2 separate regions of the Homo sapiens genome follow, and region 1 is linked to region 2. Evidence: chromatin contacts called from ENCODE Hi-C or POLR2A ChIA-PET data. All regions are on one chromosome and are shown on one strand. The core of a region is the stretch at or near the end of the contact, and the rest is flanking DNA. Distances in the headings are between cores, read along the strand shown.

Region 1 (3,581 bases), core at 783-3,282, 1.1 Mb before region 2:
GGCATGAGCCACTACCCCTGGCCAGGTGGCCTTTTAACTTCGTCCCAACTTCGCAGAGCCCCAGTCGCCTCTCTATCCGCGGACCCCAGACCCGGGGCCAAATCTCCTCTTTGCCTGGCCTCCAACCTGCTCCCCTCGCCGGTTTGGAGCCCTGGGGTTCAGATCCCGTCCCTTTAGCTGAACCCCGCCCCTCCAAACAGCCGCGTGCGTGCGGTCCGCCGACTCTCTCCCGGACTCGCCCAGGTCCCGCCCCTCACCCCGGGACTGCGTCGCCGCAGAACTTCCCCAGCCTCCGGGAGTCGTCGCTCACGGCTCCGTTGAACACGCTGACCGAGTCATAGCGGCAGTAGGTGTCCGGCTCCAGGTCAAACTTCTCGAAGGTCAGCGCGATGACCTGGCGGCGGGCGGAGGCGGGGACTGCGCGGCGGGACACCCCTGGGCGCCTGCACCTCATCTCCTACTGGGTGCCTGCAGCAGCTCCCACTCCCACCTCCCGCGTCCTCTGGGCCCCCCTCCTGAAGGCGTTCACACCACAGCACGGAGGACCACACACACCCATGGGACCCTGCAGGGGTGTCGGTCGTCGTGGTTGGCAAGGTCAAGTCCTGGCGCACTCACAAGTGACAGGCCCGCGTGTTATACCAGGACCCTGTACCTCGCTCTCCTGAGACTTGTCTCAGTTGTAATTTTTACATTTTTGTTTGCGTGCATGCAGGGGTTGGGGCTGTTTTGGGTGCCCACCAGCGCAAGCGCAGTGCTCGGGACACAGCAGATCTTCAATAAATCTCTGCTGGCTGCAAGCTGGAGGGCGCCGCCTGGGTCCCCTAGGGCAGCCCGGGGAGGAGGGTCGGTACCTGGTCCGGGGGCGCGATGATGTGCCAGGAACAGCTGATGCCCGGGGGGTAATCGGACTCGGGCCAGTTGGGCGTGGTCAGGGTTCCCTGGGCCTTCTCCAGCCGCCCCCCGCAAAATTGGTGCTCTGGGGAGGGGAGAGAGGAGCGGGGGTGGGGGGCGGTGGAGACCCTCGGTCAGCTTCAGGAGAACTCTAGGCTGGGAGCCCCGGCAGGCAGCTCGGATGTCTGGGGCTCAGGATGAGGGGACGAGAAGAAGGGGAGGTAAGATGGGGGCAGGTTAACAGAGAGCGGCCGGGAGGAGCGCGGCTCGGGGAAGTCTGGGGCCGCAGGGCGCACTGGCGGGCGGTGGAAGCGGGAGGAGGAACTGGCTGGACGCCCCCTTCTGGCCCCTCCCCGACCCGCGGCCGCACCGCGCCTCTTCCCCTAGGAGATCCCATCTCCCCGGCCCTGCAGCAGAGTCCCCTTTCAGGCTGGAGAGGGTGTCCTCGACTTGGGGCACAGCCCCCGAGGACCCCTTTAGGGAGGTCCCCGCCTGAAACATTGCAAGGGAGACTTCTGCCGCCAGGAGGGGGTGATGGGACCGCAATCGGGAGCCCAGGGCTGGGTGTAGGGGCCCCCCGGGGTTGGAGGAACCTAGTCCCCCCAGCCCTGGGGTGCCCCCTCGCGCCCGACGGAGGGAGCCCGATTGCGGACGGGGGCCGGCAGTTACTCACCGTCCCAGTAACCCCAGGCCGCCCATTCCACCCGCGGGTCGGTGACCCATTTCCGCCTCGCGCCTGGGGGGGGCCCTGGAAGAGGGATGGGTGGGTGCGGGAGGAGGGGAGAGAAGACGGGGAGGAGGGACTGAAGGGGCGGTTAGTGAGGAAAATGGGTCAGGGAGGTAGGGGGCCCTAGGCACTGGGGCGCGGGGTGGGCGGGGCGGAGGTTAGGGCTGGGGGCGGGGCTGCGGCCGGGGCGGGGCCTGGAGGGGGGGAAGGCGGAGGTGAGGGAGTTCTCACCAGTGCCCGAGGTGGCCCGCCCGCTGTACCAGAGCAGGAAGCCTCGTCCTCCTGTGCCCTCATCCGTCGTCATCCTCAGGGTCACCTGGTTGCCGGGGGCGACTAGGGGCGCAGGCCGGAAGGTCCCACAAAAGCGTCCGAGCCGCTGGCCGGAAGTCCCAGACCCAGCGAAGACCTCCAGAGCATCGTAGCGGCAGGCGGGGTGCAGCTCCAGGTCGAAGACTCGGAATGAGAGGGACACAGTCTGGCCCTCGGGGACCTGATAGCGGGGACAGAGGCGGGGACCCACAGAGTCAGGCCCCACACAACCCAGCCAGAGGGCAGCTCCCCTGCCCCAAGCGTTTCTTGCAGAAACGGACTGAATGGGAAGGGGCCTCCATGTGAGTGCAGAGCAGAGGGCCTGGTCTCTGCAGCTCTGCTGGTAGCCTGTGCAGGGGACAAGAGCTGAGGCTTTGGAAGAGGAGGGAGGGCCGGGGACTGGAGAATGAAGATTTGAGGGAAGGGTTAAGATGATGCGTGTTACGGTGGGAATGATGCCTTCAGTGACAGAGGGAAGACACTTGGAGCTGCCCCAGGTTGAGAAGGTGGTGCGGGGGGGACGGGGGGGGGGTCCCTTCGCAGTCAGGCCTTTTTGCCTCTGAGACTTTAACAAGGGGTAGTGCCCAGAGGGGTTTCTCACCGTTATGGTCCAGATGCACTCCTTATTAGGGGGGTAGAGGTTGGGGAACCCCTCACTTGCCACGTAACCTGATTCCCCCTTCACATCCCCTCCGCACAGGAACACGGGTCTGGAGAACAGAAAAGGGGTCAGGAAAGAGCAGGGACGGGTGGGACGGGGGAGCACTGGCAAGATGGGGATGAGGTGATGAGGATGAAACTCCAAGGAGGGAAGCTGGGGGATGAAATGGAAAGGCCTTGAGAGACCTGGGGCAGCTTCCACCAGCCAGGACAGGGCTGGGGTGTCCCAGACTCCCACAAAGATAAGGGAAAAGTGGGCCTGGCAACTCGACCATCCCTCCAACCCCAAGAGTCCCCACCCCCACCCCAACAGGAATTCCCGGAATCCTCCTCGGCCCCCCTTCCAGACTCCCGCCTCACTCTGCCTGGCAGTCCAGGGACAGGAGCCGCCTAACTACTTCCAGATGTGGACACAGCCACGAGGCGGTGGGGGGGAGGGGGTGGAGAGATGGAGGGAGCTGCAGTGGCGATGGCCCTCTGATTGAACCTGGAGGCCAGGCTCCGCGAGCTCCACACCTTAGCCCTGCCCCTGTTCCAAACTACTTCAGATTCTGACTCCCAAGTCTCCACTCACTGCCCCCTCCTCCCCCTACAATCCCTCTCGAATTCCTTCCTGGAATCCAGCTACCAGGCAAGTTCAGGAGCTTGGCTCTCTCTTGGGTTCTATGGGGGGTCAAGGATCTGGGTGGGTGGGGAGACTTAAGAGACCAGAGGACGAAGGTGGGGGAATGGGAGCAGTGGTGGCCTGCAGGAGACCAAGGTCTTGCAGCAGATGGGGAGGATTTGGGGGCCAGAGAAGGGTGAGGCGGTGGGGAATCTGGGGAGTGGTGTGTCAGCAAGGGAACCCAAAATATCTCCAGGCATAACCCCAAAGGAATCGGGGGTCTGAAGTTCACTGGAGCTGTCTGGAAGATGCCAAGAGACCTACCTGGTGTAGTTGGGGGTCTGGCCCTGGGCAAAAGGCAGCAGGGCGCAGGCAGTGAGGAGGGGC
Region 2 (3,766 bases), core at 865-3,364:
AACTTTGAAGACAGAGAGTTCAAGGGTGCAAGGAACCGTTGAGAACACTCCTACCGCAGTACACTACTATATTTGCTGGGGTTGGTTGGTTTGTTTGGAGACAAGTTCTCACTCCATCACCCAGGCTGCAGTGCAGTGGCCCCATCTCTGCTCACTGCAACCTCCGCCTCCCAGGTTCAAGCAATTCTCCCGCCTCAGCCTCTGGAGTAGCTGGAATGACAGGCGCATATCACCACGCTTGGCTACTTTTTGTATTTTTAGCAGAGATGAGGTTTTGCCATGTTGAGGAGGCTGATCTCGAACTCCTGATCTCAGGTGATCCGCGCACCTTGGCCTCCCAAAGTGCTGGGATTACAGGCGTGAACCACCGCGACCAGCCTGGTTTTTTTTTGTTTGTTTGTTTTTTGTTTTTTTTGAGACAGAGTCTTGCTCTGCCGCCCAGGCTGGAGTGCAGTGGCTTGACCTCCGCTCGCTGCAACCTCCACTTCCCAGGTTCAAGTGATTCTCCTGCCTCAGCCTCCCAAGTAGCTGGAATTGCAGGCACCTGCCACCGCGCTCAGCTAATTTTTTTCGTATTTTCACCATGTTGGCCCGGCTGGTTTTGAACACCTGACCTCAAGTGATCCGCCCACCTCTGCCTCCCAAAGTGCTAGGATTACAGGCGTGAACCACCGCACCTGGCCTGTTTGTTTTGTTTTGTTTTTTTAACCATTTTTAATTCCCACTGGCGATGCTGGCCGTGCTTTCACACACCTATAATTGTATATGCGATTTTCACTGCCTGGGGAGAAGGGAAGCAGACATGGAGGAGCCCCACAATGCCACCTCTGAAACAAGAAATGTAGCAGAATGAACTGAACGAGGGTGGCATTTATTTGGCAAGTTATGACTACAAGACCTGCTCTCGAGGTTGTTTTAAAAATCGGAGGCCCGGCGCGGTGGCTCACGCCTGTAATCCTAGAACTTTGGGAGGCCGAAGCGGGTGGATCACGAGGTCAGGAGATTGAGACCATCCTGGCTAACATGTTGAAACCCCGTCTCTACTAAAAATACAAAAAAATACAAAAAATTAGCCAGGCGTGGTGGTGGGCGCCTGTAGTCCCAGCTACTCGGGAGGCTGAGGCAGGAGAATGGAGTGAACCCCGGAGGTGGAGCTGGCAGTGAGCCGAGATCGCGCCACTGCACTCTAGCCTGGGTGACAGAGCGAGACTCTGTCTCTAAATAAATAAATAAATTAATTAAAATAATCAAAATTGAAGTAGCCCGGGCAGTGTGGTTCATGCCGGCAGTTCCAGTATTTTGGGAGGCCGAGGTAGGAGGAACGCTCGAGGCCAAGAGTTTAAGAGCAGTCTAGGCAACATAGGGAGACGCCTTCTCTACAAAATATAATTAGCTGGGCGTGGTGGCGTGCACCTGTAGTCCCAGCTACTTCGGAGGTGGAGGAAGAACGCTTGAGGCCAGGAGTTCAAGACCAGCCTGAGCAAAATAGAGAGCCTCTACCCCCACTCCTCACCACACTGTTTCCACCAAAAAAAAAAAAAAAAAAAAAAAAAAAAAAAAAAAGCTGGAAGTGGTGATGTGAGCCTGTAGTCCTAGCTACTTGGGAGGCTGAGATGGGTGGATCGCTTGACTCCGGGAGTTCAAGGCTGCAGTCAGCCGTGATCAAGCCACTGTCTGAAAAGTAAATGCTCGTCTGAAAAGTAAAAAATAAAAATAAAAATAGACTGGGCGCGGTGGCTCACGCCGGTAACCCCAGAACTTTGGGAGGCCGAGGCGGGGGGATCACGTGAGGAAAGGAGTTCAAGGCCAGCCTGGCCAACATGGTGAAACCCTGTCTCTACTAAAAATACAAAAATTAGCTTGCTGTGCTGGTGCACGCTTGTAGTCCCAGCGCGGCCTCTTCCCACCTTTTAAGGTAGAGAGCCCAGGCTGAGGCGCCCCTCTCTCTAACTGCAGGACCCTCGGATTTTTGCTGTCCAGGCACCTCGCCCTTCGCTTCATGGCCTTCTAGTAGTTCCAGGGTGTTCGCAGTTGTGACCTGCTTCCCGTGAGCCTCTGCTCTACGCCCCTGGATGGGGCGTGCATTCCCTACCCAGCAGCCCTCGCGCGGTCCGGCACAGCGGACACCAGGACTCCAAAATGGCGTCAGTTGGTGAGTGTCCGGCCCCAGGTAAGGCTGTTTGGACTCCGTGGTGGAAGCAGGAGCCAGGGTCCAGGGTCCAGAGCCACACTGGGAGAGAAGGAAGCTGCGGAGCTGCCTGCCCTTTGCTCAGGCACTTCGCCACGACCTCACTTGAGGCGCGCCAGACCCCGCTCCGCCTGCCCAGGCGCGCCTTCCTGCTGCCCAGGGCCTGCGCCAACCGGGTTAGGCGTGGAGGGTGAAGGCATCTGGGGCACGCGCTTCTGGGCCTGGGAATGCGCCGCCTTGGGCCACTGTTCCTCTTTCCGCTAAGAAATAGCCGCTTCCCTCTCCCGCTGCGACCCAGTTGCTTTGCACTTGAATGTTAGGCGCAGCTTTTGCCCTTTTTTCCCAAGGCTTAAGCTCAGATGAAGCTCCAGGAGGAGCTCAGGACTAGGACTGTACCTGATACCATGTAAGGTTCGATGCATATATGTTGAATCAGAGAGGCGAGGTGACCTGTTCAAGGTCACAACTCGTGCGAGGGCTGAGCTGGTATTCAAACCTGAGGATTCGTGGTAAATGAACTTTATTCTCTAGGACGGCCTTATGACTAGCAGGCTTTTCCGAGACACCCATGTGTAAATCGCTACATTCATCCCGCTGTGCACACTGATGATTTTTGTTTGTTTGTTTTTGAATAGTTAGCCCTAGATGCTCCATAGTAGCCTTGTCAGAGAGTCCTTGTTGGGAAAGTCGATTCCATTTTACAGATGAGGGAAATAACTGTTCGGGATGTGGTGTGGCCTCTCTGAGGTCACACAGCCTGATAGTGGCAGAGTTTTGATTAACACATGTGTGTCTTAGCTCAGTTTCTGGTTTTTTTTTATCATTTTTTTTTTGAGATGGCGTTTCGCTCTTGTCGCCCAGGGTGGAGTGCAATGGTGTGATCTCGGCTCACTGTAACCTTTGCCTCCTGGGTTCAAGCGATTCTCCAGCCTCAGCCTCCGAGTAGCTGGGATTACAGGCGCAGGCCACCATGCCCAGCTAATTTTTGTATTTTTAGTAGAGACGGGCTTTCACCACGTTGGCCAGGCTAGTCTTGAACCCCTGACCTCAGGTGATCCATGTACCTCGGCCTCCCAAAGTGCTGGGACTACAGGTGTGAGCCACTGCGTTTCTGTATTCTTTTTTTTTGACATGGAGTCTCACGCTGTCGCCCAGGCTAGAGTGCAGTAGCTGATCTCGTCTCTGCAACCTCTGCCTCCCAGGTTCAAATGATTCTGCTGCCTCAGCCTCCCAAGTATCTGGGATTACAGGCACACACCAGTACCTACGCCCGGCTAATTTTTTTTTGTATTTTTAGTAGAGATGGGTTTCGCCACGTTGACCAGGCTGGTCTCAAACTCTTGACCTCAAGTGAGTCACCTGCTTCGACCTCCCAAAGTGTTGAGATTACCAGCGTGAGCCACTGCGCCTGACCTCTGGTTTGTTTTTTTGAGATGGAGTCTCGCTCTGTCGCCCAGGCTGGAGTGCAGTGGCGCGATCTCAGCTCACTGCAAGCTCTGCCTCCCGGGTTCACGCCATTCTCCTGCCTCAGCCTCCTGAGTAGCTGGGACTACAGGCGCCCGCCACCCCGCCCAGCTA

The links. A loop is a pair of places that touch in the nucleus more often than their neighbours do. ChIA-PET counts read pairs that join two places held with the same protein, here RNA polymerase II (POLR2A). Pooled maps may share reads with other maps.
Region 1: a loop to region 2 is called in a pooled map, with 4 times the contacts of the local background. The contact joins the promoter of PCOLCE-AS1 here to the promoter of ATP5MF-PTCD1 in region 2. A Hi-C loop is called at or near these places in 1 of 37 single-sample maps with no recorded cell type and 6 of 50 pooled maps. POLR2A ChIA-PET finds 5 or more read pairs at or near these places in 1 of 52 experiments (activated naive CD4-positive, alpha-beta T cell).

Annotation. Positions count from the first base shown.
Region 1 is chr7:100,602,489-100,606,069 of GRCh38, reverse strand. PCOLCE-AS1 (PCOLCE antisense RNA 1) reads left to right here and starts at 2,032. Exons shown (of 9, transcript NR_038910.1): 1 at 2,032-2,232; 2 at 2,904-3,581. It overlaps PCOLCE (procollagen C-endopeptidase enhancer), which reads right to left. Exons shown (of 9, transcript NM_002593.4): 1 at 3,519-3,581; 2 at 2,532-2,640; 3 at 1,853-2,111; 4 at 855-979; 5 at 258-394. RefSeq lists enhancers at 201-290, 301-370, 1,806-2,598 and silencers at 1,089-1,238, 1,419-1,798.
Region 2 is chr7:99,464,515-99,468,280 of GRCh38, reverse strand. ATP5MF-PTCD1 (ATP5MF-PTCD1 readthrough) reads left to right here and starts at 2,114. Exons shown (of 9, transcript NM_001198879.2): 1 at 2,114-2,152. The coding sequence starts at 2,140. It overlaps ATP5MF (ATP synthase membrane subunit f), which reads left to right and starts at 2,114. Exons shown (of 4, transcript NM_004889.5): 1 at 2,114-2,170. The coding sequence starts at 2,140. RefSeq lists enhancers at 1,926-2,045, 1,712-2,327, 2,328-2,945.